Linked DNA regions of Homo sapiens: region 1 is linked to region 2. A link is an interaction called in ENCODE POLR2A ChIA-PET data of the cell type or tissue named here. Cell type or tissue: OCI-LY7. All regions are shown on one strand. Links, peaks and the distances in the headings refer to the core of each region. The heading gives the core; the rest is flanking DNA. Region 1 has its middle 14 kb from the start of CMTR2. Region 2 holds the start of LOC102725168 (a long non-coding RNA gene).

Evidence for each region. ChIA-PET counts read pairs that join two places held together with the same protein. Peaks named below come from ENCODE experiments on the same cell type or tissue, not always from the same donor. Only the 100,000 strongest peaks of a DNase experiment are listed, where the experiment ranks them.
Region 1: POLR2A ChIA-PET joins it to region 2 with 10 read pairs; 6 of 35 experiments call an interaction of 5 or more read pairs at or near these places.

Annotation. Positions count from the first base shown.
Region 1 is chr16:71,273,365-71,277,763 of GRCh38, forward strand. No RefSeq gene overlaps it. Among named protein-coding and RNA genes, the nearest start is that of CMTR2, 14 kb to the right of the region's middle. In OCI-LY7, for the core only: no CTCF peak of the experiment used is centred there; no DNase peak of the experiment used is centred there.
Region 2 is chr16:71,325,203-71,329,601 of GRCh38, forward strand. LOC102725168 (a long non-coding RNA gene) reads left to right here and starts at 934. Exons shown (of 3, transcript XR_933711.3): 1 at 934-1,027; 2 at 1,982-3,090; 3 at 3,367-3,573. In OCI-LY7, for the core only: no CTCF peak of the experiment used is centred there; no DNase peak of the experiment used is centred there.

The DNA.
Region 1 (4,399 bases), core at 119-4,118, 52 kb before region 2:
AACTTTCAGGGGCTGCCCAAAACATGTGAGTAGTCTGGAATTTGAGCCAGCCAAGTTAACTGCCCATCAGAACAAAAATCCACACTCTTCAGAGTAATACAAGAGATTCAGAAATTATCACAACATATCACCCACAATGTCTGGTGGCCAAAACAATTACTAGACATATGACGGTACATTGTAATCCACAGTTAAGAGAAAAACCAGTCAATAAAATCTGACCCTAAGAGGACCCAATTGCTAGAATTAGTAGAAAACAAGTTTAAAGTCACTATTATAAGTAGGTTAAAAGACTTAAAGAAAAATATGATCATATGATATGAACATATGGAGGATATCAGCAGAAAAATAGAAACTATAAAAGAGAATCAAATGGGAATCACAGAACTGAAAACTAAAACACCTGAGATGAAAAATTTTCTAGATGGAATTAACAGATTGAAGATGGCAGAAAAAAGAATCAGTAAATCAAGGCTAGTAATGTCATGGAGAAACTTGGCAGACAACATCTTAACCAAGTGATCAAAGTTAACATTACTAACATTGGGAAAAAACCAACATCCTGTGCCTCCTGACATGATGCACTGAAAAGGAAATACTATCAGTTTTATGGGGTTTTGCCAAAAATCTATAACTTGAATCAAAATACGAGGAAACATAAAGCAAATGCAAATTGAGGGCCAATATATAAAATAACTGACCTAAACACTTTGAAAATTCCAAGGCCAAGAAGACAAAGATTGGCTGAGAAATTCTTCCAGATTCAAATAGACTAAACAGACATAAAAACCAATACAATGAATGACCATGGATCAGATCTGGACTAGGGACAGAGGGGCAGAGGAGCTATAAAGAACATTAATTAGACACTTATTGAAATTTGAATATGGACTATGGATTAGATAATAGTACTACATCAATGTTAAATAGTCTGACTTTGATCATTACACTGTGGTTATATAAGAGAATATCCTTGTTTTTAGAAAATGTATACCTAGGTATTTAAGGGGGCAAAATGTCTCCAAGTTACTCTCGAATGGTTCAGATAATAAAATTATATGCACCCACAGAATGATAAATCAAATAGGGAAAAATGTAAACAACTGATGAATCTTGATAGAGGAGACGTGGGAGTTCCTTGTACTATTCTTGCAATTCTTCTGTTCATTTTGAAATTATACTGAACTAAATAAGGTGCCAAACATTACTATACCCTATTGGAAGTCTGACACATGACTACTTGGAGTGTAGATTAGTATACTACTGTGGAAAACTGTTGGTAGTATCTACTAGCCACTTGATAATTTAGCAATTCCACTTCTGGGTATATACCTGTCATGGTCTAAATTGTGTCTGCCAAAAATTTGTATGTTGAAGTGCTAACCCCAGTACCACAGAATGTGACCTTATTTGGAAATAGAGTTGTTGCAAATGTAGATAGCTGGTGTCCTTATGAAAAGGGGGAATTTGAACCCAGAAGCACTTACATAGGGAAAATTCCCTGTGAAAACTGGAGTTACGCTACTGCAAGTCAAAGCTGTCCCAGAAGCTAGGAGAGAAGCCTGGAACAGATCCTTCCCTAGTGCCTTCAGAGTGAGGACAGGCCTGGCTAACATCTTCATCCTGGAGTTCTGGCCACCAAAAATGTGAGATAATAAATTTCTGTTGTTTAAGTCACTTAGTTTGTGGTACTTTGTTATAGCAGCCCCAGATAATTAATCCAATATCCAACAGAAATGCATTCATATGAGCATCAAATGGTATATAGAAGAATGTTTATAGCAGCCCAAACTGAAAATATCCCAAGTATCAAGCAATAGTAGAATAAATAAGTTATATATTTATATAATGGAATCCTATACATGAAACAACATAAATTAATCTCACAAACATAATGAGTGAAAGAAGCCAGACATAGACGAGGTAAAAGAAAAGAGAAGGTTCAGATACTGGTGAGGGAGAGAACCAGGGAAGACATAGCTTTAAAAGCACTATAAAGGTGGCTACACACAGAGGGCATATTTTAAAATCTTTTAAAGTAACACTAAAGGAGAAAGCCCTGAAAATACTGTGCTAGGAAAGCTATCTATTTTGGTCCACTTCCACTATCACACAGGAACCTAAAACTTCCTAAAAGTTCAGGAAAATGCATCTCATTTAAACAAGAGCCATAGAAAATGATTGTAATTAAACATATATATATAGTGATATTGCAAGGAAAAGGCAGAAAATGATATGAGAAACATACCCCAAAGGAAGCACACTAAGAAAAGTCACAAGATGTGAACCCGGGAGGCGGAGCTTGCAGTGAGCCGAGATCGCGCCACCACACTCCAGCCTGGGTGACAGCGCGAGACCCCATCTCAAAAAAAAAAAAAAAAAGTCACAAGATGGATTTAAGTGCTATTAAAGAAGAAAACAGAAGCTCTAAAAGAACAACATAAATTAAAATAGAAAAATACAGTTTACATGATTAGTCAGCAGGAAGATAAAAAAAAATAGAGCTCAGTAATGTTAAATCAAGTTTAGCCTGAAGCTGCCACCTTACATATTTTAAGTTCAGCCTAAAGGTTTCTCTGTACATCATGAACTATAACAAGTGGAGGTATAAACAGATCAGAGCTTACGCTTGTGCCAGTCACCGAGTTTTGGCCAATCAAATGTAGCCAACTGTTTGAACCCTGTTCAAATAAGGCAAATGCCAATCTGTAACCAATCCAGCTGTTTCTGTACCTCACTTCTGTTTTCTGTATATCACTTTCCTTTTTCTATCTATAAATCTTCTTCCACCACATGGCTGCACTGGAGTCTCTAAGCCTACTCTGGCTCAGGAGGCTGCCCAATTCACAAATTGTCTATTGCTGAATTAAATGCCTTTAAATTTAATTCAGCTGAAGTTTTTCTTTCATCAGTAAGGAAATAAGAAGAAACCAATTACTTCACATATGAATGTTAAACATAAGAGCTAACATACATAATGGAAAACAGTAACAGAAATAGAAAAAGGAAATTAAAAATCAAACAAAAATAAAAAGATAAAAAATAATTTAAGAGAAAGTAATAGATACAGAAGACAGGTGCTAATATACAACATACATTAACAGCAGTCCCTAAACAAGGCAATCAAAGAAATAATGTAATTAAAACAATTAATTATATTAACAGAATTAAAGAGAATATGTTCATATCCACTGATTTAAAAAATGGAAACATTTAAACAAACATTTATGTTTTTTAAAAACTCCAAAAACTAGGAAAACCTCCTTAATAAAAATAGTAAACTAAAAAATCAGCACCTAATGGGAAAACACTAGAGTAACAGTTCTAAAAGTGTGGCCCATGGACCTTTTCAAGAGTCTGTGAGATCAAAAACTATTTTCATGGTAAAACTGAGACAGGAGATCAGCAGGACTTGTGTTCCCAGCACCCAACTCAGCAAAGAAACCAGCGAAAACCAAGATGGTGACTACAGCAACCTCTAGTTGCTCTCATTGCTCATTATATGCTAATTATAATTAATTTGCATGCTAAAAGACACTCCTACCAGTGGCTTGACAGATTACAAATGCCATGGCAACCCCTAGAAGTTACCTTATGTGGTTTAAAAGGGGAGGAATCCTTGGTTCCAGGAACTCCCCAGCTCTTTTCCAGAAAAGTCATGAATAAACTGCCCCTTACGTAGCATATAGTCAAGGAATAGCCATATATACTGCTAGCCAGCAATCCACAGGGCTGCTGCTGCTGTCTGTTGTTCGAATAAACTTGCTTTGGCTTTGCTCTGTTGGTTCACGCATGAATTATTTCCTGTGTGAAGCCAAGAACCCTCCTGGGCTGAGCCCCAATTTTGGGGTTTGCCTGCATTGAAACTAAGACATTATGCATCTTTTCACAATGTCAGTAGTTGCACTGATGGTGCAAAGCAGTGGTGAGCAAAACTGCTGTTGCCTTAGCACAAATCAAGGCAGGGCACCAAACTATACTAGTAGGCATTGTATTCTTCATCATACATGCTCATAATGGGGGTCAGAGGGAGCCATTTTTACTTAAGAATGTCCTTGATGAAGTAGCAAAAAATATTAATTGTATTAAGTCTTGCTCTTAAGAGTACATGACTTTAATAATATTGAAGAAATGGAAAGTTGTGTACACATAAAGCTCTTGCTGCACCCCAAAGTAGAACGAGTGCCTCCAGGAAAACCATTTGTGTAACTGAGTTGCAAAGTCAAATGGTGCATTTTTCATGAAATACCATTTTTACTGGAAAGAAAAACTGGCAAACGATAGTTAGACGAGTATTTGGCAGATATTTTCTCAAAAATGAATAAAGTGAGCAACGCTTCAAGGAAAACAACTGTCAGTGTTTTTTGACATGATAAAATTTGAGCATTCAAGGAAAAAT
Region 2 (4,399 bases), core at 275-4,274:
GTTTCATAATGGCAGCAGTTGGAAACTAATACAGATACCCAGATACAGAATGACCCCTGCTTCCTGGAAGCATCCAATCTGGAGCAAAGAACCACTTCCTTGAATCCTCCCCCAAATCACCCAACACAACTCCAAGCCCTATCATTATTTCTTCCTAACATCTCACTAAGAGATATTCTACAAAATAGCTGATCGGCACTCCTTAAAACTGTCAAGGTCATCAAAGACAAGGAAAGTCCGAGAAACGGTCACAGCCAAGAAGACCCTAAGGAGACGTGAGGACTAATGAACTATGGTATCCTGGATGAGATCCTAGAATGAAAAAGGAACACTAGGTAAAAACTAAGGACATCTGGATAATGCAGCTCCCCAGCATACATTCTCTCTCACTGCCAAGAGCCAATAAAGGCAACTTCGCTCAATTACAGGTATAATCCCATTGCTCTTTGGCTGTAGGGCATTGACAACCTTCTGGTGTTCCAAATATTTAACTGTTTATTGTCTGTCTAACCCAGCACTGCATTCCCCAAGCCTGGATCACCATAAATATATAATAAATAATAAGTCAATCTGTCAATAATTAATCAGTGTTATTAAGGATCCTGAGGCAAGTATGATGAAATAGAAGTGTTTTAGGACTGTACCTCAGGTAAGCTAAGCCAGTCAATCCAACTTATGGCAGGTGAATGTTTATTTCCTGAAATTTTAAAGGAAAATGAGTGTTTTGAGTCATAGAAGGGTTTTATCTATCTTTCTTTTCTTAGTGAAGTTCCACAAGTACAGTTCTGGCCTTGGCAAAATGGGAAAAGGTGAGGTCTACACTGTAGCCAGGAGAACCTGGCTGGATGCAGGGGTGGGAGTGGACAGAAAAGAATGATCCAGGGACCTACTGTCACGGTGATGTCATAGTAACCATTACTGTGATCTCTTTACCAAGTGCCAGGCACTCTTCACGTGCATTGTCTCGGGCAACCTGTAAACAGCCCAAGAGTTAGATAAAATTGCTGCCTCATTCTACTGAGAAAAAGTGAGTCTCCAAAAGATGTTTGCCTAAGATCATGTAGCTAACAGGTGGCAGAGTCTGGATCTGAACCTAGATCTGTCAGATGGTAAAGCTTGACTATCCTGCTACAGCAACCAGAGCCCAAGAAACCCACCTACGATGGGGCGGGGGTGGAGTAACAGGTCAGTGCTCAGGAGGCACAGTGCTGGGAACACCTAGGTGCTAGGTTTTTGAGCTCACACTTTTCTAAACTCCTGTGCAGCTGATGATTAAATGTGAGTTCTCAGAGTTCCCTGAAGAACTTCCTGGCTCTATAGCCTTTAGTTACAGTGACAATTTATTCATATATTCATTCAATCAATGTTTATTCATGGAGTACCTAGGATGTGCCAGCACTGAGACAGGGTACAAGGCCCTCTACCAAATTATTTACAACTGGAAAATATTCCCCATAGGTTTGGTTTACCATGGTTCAGCCTGGAGATCCAGGAGTGAACAAGATGATGATAAGATTCCCTTCCAGCTTTGGGTCTAATGATCCTGGGTGCTCCTGAAACTGCTCAGGTGGTCAGTGAGTGCCCCCCTGGTAATTTCTGCCCAGAATGATTGACAGGAGAGACAACAAGTTCCTGGCCTGCGTTTCACCCCAGTGGCCGATGCATCTGAAATGCCTGCAGTTCTCAGCTCTTGAACAGAACTGAGGAGTCTTGAAAGAGGCCATGGCATGCCCTGTGGGGTCTCCAGGCAGCTTTGATAGGCCCAGTTGGCATTTGCTATAAAAACTTATTAAATCCAGGCCTTTCTTCTGCAACTGAGACTCCAGAACAGCTGCCCCTGACAAACAATAAAGAAGAGCTATCGAAGTCACATCATGGGCTGGAACCAGAAAAGAAAATAATAATAAAAAAAATAAAAAATAAAAAACTCTTGTCTGGTCCTCGCAGAATAATGACTTCATCTGATGCTGCTTTTCCACAGGGGCCACTGCAGGGGCCATCCTGGAGGGAGTCACAATGCAGGAGGACAGTGGCAAGTTCAAGAGCTACTGCAGCCGGGGAACAGCAGGACAGCAGCACGTTCAAGGGCTCTTGCAGCAGGGCATAGCAGGGAAAGGCCTCCCTGGGTCTAACCAATTTACTCCTATTGATTTTCAGATCAGAGGGGTTCAGCTCACAAATCAAAAGATGGTTTTCCCTCCCTGCTGCTAAATCTGCAGCCTCTCCCAGACACCTCACAAATTCTGCTTTGATCTTGATTAGCCTGGATGCTTCTAGGTTGGAAACTGTATGGAGGAGGCAGAGATCTAAAGGTAATCTGGGCTGCACCAGTCAGCCTGGCATGGACTGGTGCATGTACGTGTGCTCACAGGTCCTGGGCGATGAGGCCGGGCAGCCCAGTGGTGAGAGGTCTGGGAGCTGGGTCCTGATGTGGGCATCATCACCCACTTGTTTATAACCTTTCACACTTAAACTCCCTAGGCTCTTTTTCTCAATTGTCAAATGGAAATAAGAGCCATTCCAGCCTTATGGCTAAGGAACTGGAGCTTCAGAATCAAACAGAACTGGGTTCAACTCCCACCTATGTCCTGTGTTACCTCAGGCAAGTCACATCACCTCTCTGAGCCTCCATTCCTTCATCTGAAAAATAAGCTTCCAGCAATTCTGGACTCTCAGAGTCATTGTGAGAATGACTCAAGATGATGCACATAGAAGTATTTAACACTTGAATGGCTTCTAGCAAGATCAGGAAACACCACCTATTACTACTAAATGGGGCTTTGGTAAGAATAAAACAGAATCATGTGTGTAAAGTGCTTTGAAAAGTACAAAGGACTGAAAAGACTCTGAAGGCTTCTGGAAATCAGTCTACCACATTTTGGAGCTGGGGTTAGGAAAGACCCTTGGAAGAGGATCCAAAGAAAGACACTCCAGAGCAAGATATATAGGAGGCCCAAGGACAACCTGCAGTGCAGGGCAGGCCACTTTCTGGGGCTCCAGGTGTTTTCTATATGATTGTGATCTTGATGCTCCCCACCTCACCCCACTGTCAGCCCCAAAAATTCCCATTGTATACAATTCCTTTTACAGGTGAGAGTCATGCTGGTAACACCGCCTGTCATCAGAGCCTTCCAGCTCTGGCAAGGACTGCTTCTTGCTATGCCAACAACCATTCTCACCTTCCTCCTTTATAAAACGATGCCAGTTGTATTTAAGCGGCAATATTTCCCAGATTCTGTTGAATCTAGGTATGGCCAGGTGACTATGTTGTGGCCAACAAGATGTAACTAGAAGTGTTTATGGAGCTTTTGCAAAAACTCTTTGAAAAGAAAGTTATTTCTCCCCCTTTTCCCCCTTTATGACCAGACCTACAGCGTGGCATGGATATCCACTGGCTGGCACACCAGAAGCCATGTTAGACTAAGAGGTGACTCAGGATGGCCATGCACTGGAGGTAGCAAAGCAGAGAGAAAGGAGTCTGCCTGATGACAGCCTACAGCCTCCATTACCAGGCCTGGGCCAATCACCTCTGGACTTTTTCTACATGAGAGAATAAACCATTATATGTTTAAATCTGTATTGTTTCCAGCTTTTATATGGCAGGAAGAAGTCTTACTAACTTCAACTGTTTAAAATTCTGTTCAGAGGCCTAGTGCCTAGTAGGTTATTCCCAGCCTGAGCCCTGAGCTGAGACTCATTACTAATGGCTTTCAAATCAGTGGGAAGCAAGTTTGGAAATGTGTTCATCATCGTTACTGGTAAATATTGATTAAGATTCCACCCACGCCTTGGAGGCAGGAGGTGGTGTTAGCTTCTCTGCTAAGGTTTTATAACACAGAAATCTTCAAGTAGAGAAGTACTCTCTGCTATCCCAATTGGAAGAACCAAGGAGAATTTCATGGAGGGTTTTATTTTGGGGGCTAGGTCTTAAACAATAATTAGAATTTCCATCAGCATGGGAACACTTCCAAACTTGTTATAAGGCCAGCGTCATCTGATATCAAAGCCATAGGCTTTGCAAATATATGCAACATATGCAAATCAACCAGTGTGATATACAACATTAACAAATGAGATAAAACCCCATGATTATTGATGCAGAAAGAGCTTGTGACAAAATTCAACACGTAATTTATAATAGACATTGTCACTAAATTAGATACAGAAGGAACTTATCTCAGCACAATATATATTCATATATGAACAACCCATAGCTAACATCATATGGTGAAAGACTGAGAGCTTTTCCCCTAAGATCTGGAACATGACAAGGATGCTACTTTCACCACTTCCATTCAATGTAGTTCTGGACATGATAGGCAGAGCAATTAGGCAAGAAAAAAAAAGTCATCCAAATCAAAAGGAAGAAGTAAAACTATCCCTGTTTGCATACTTCATG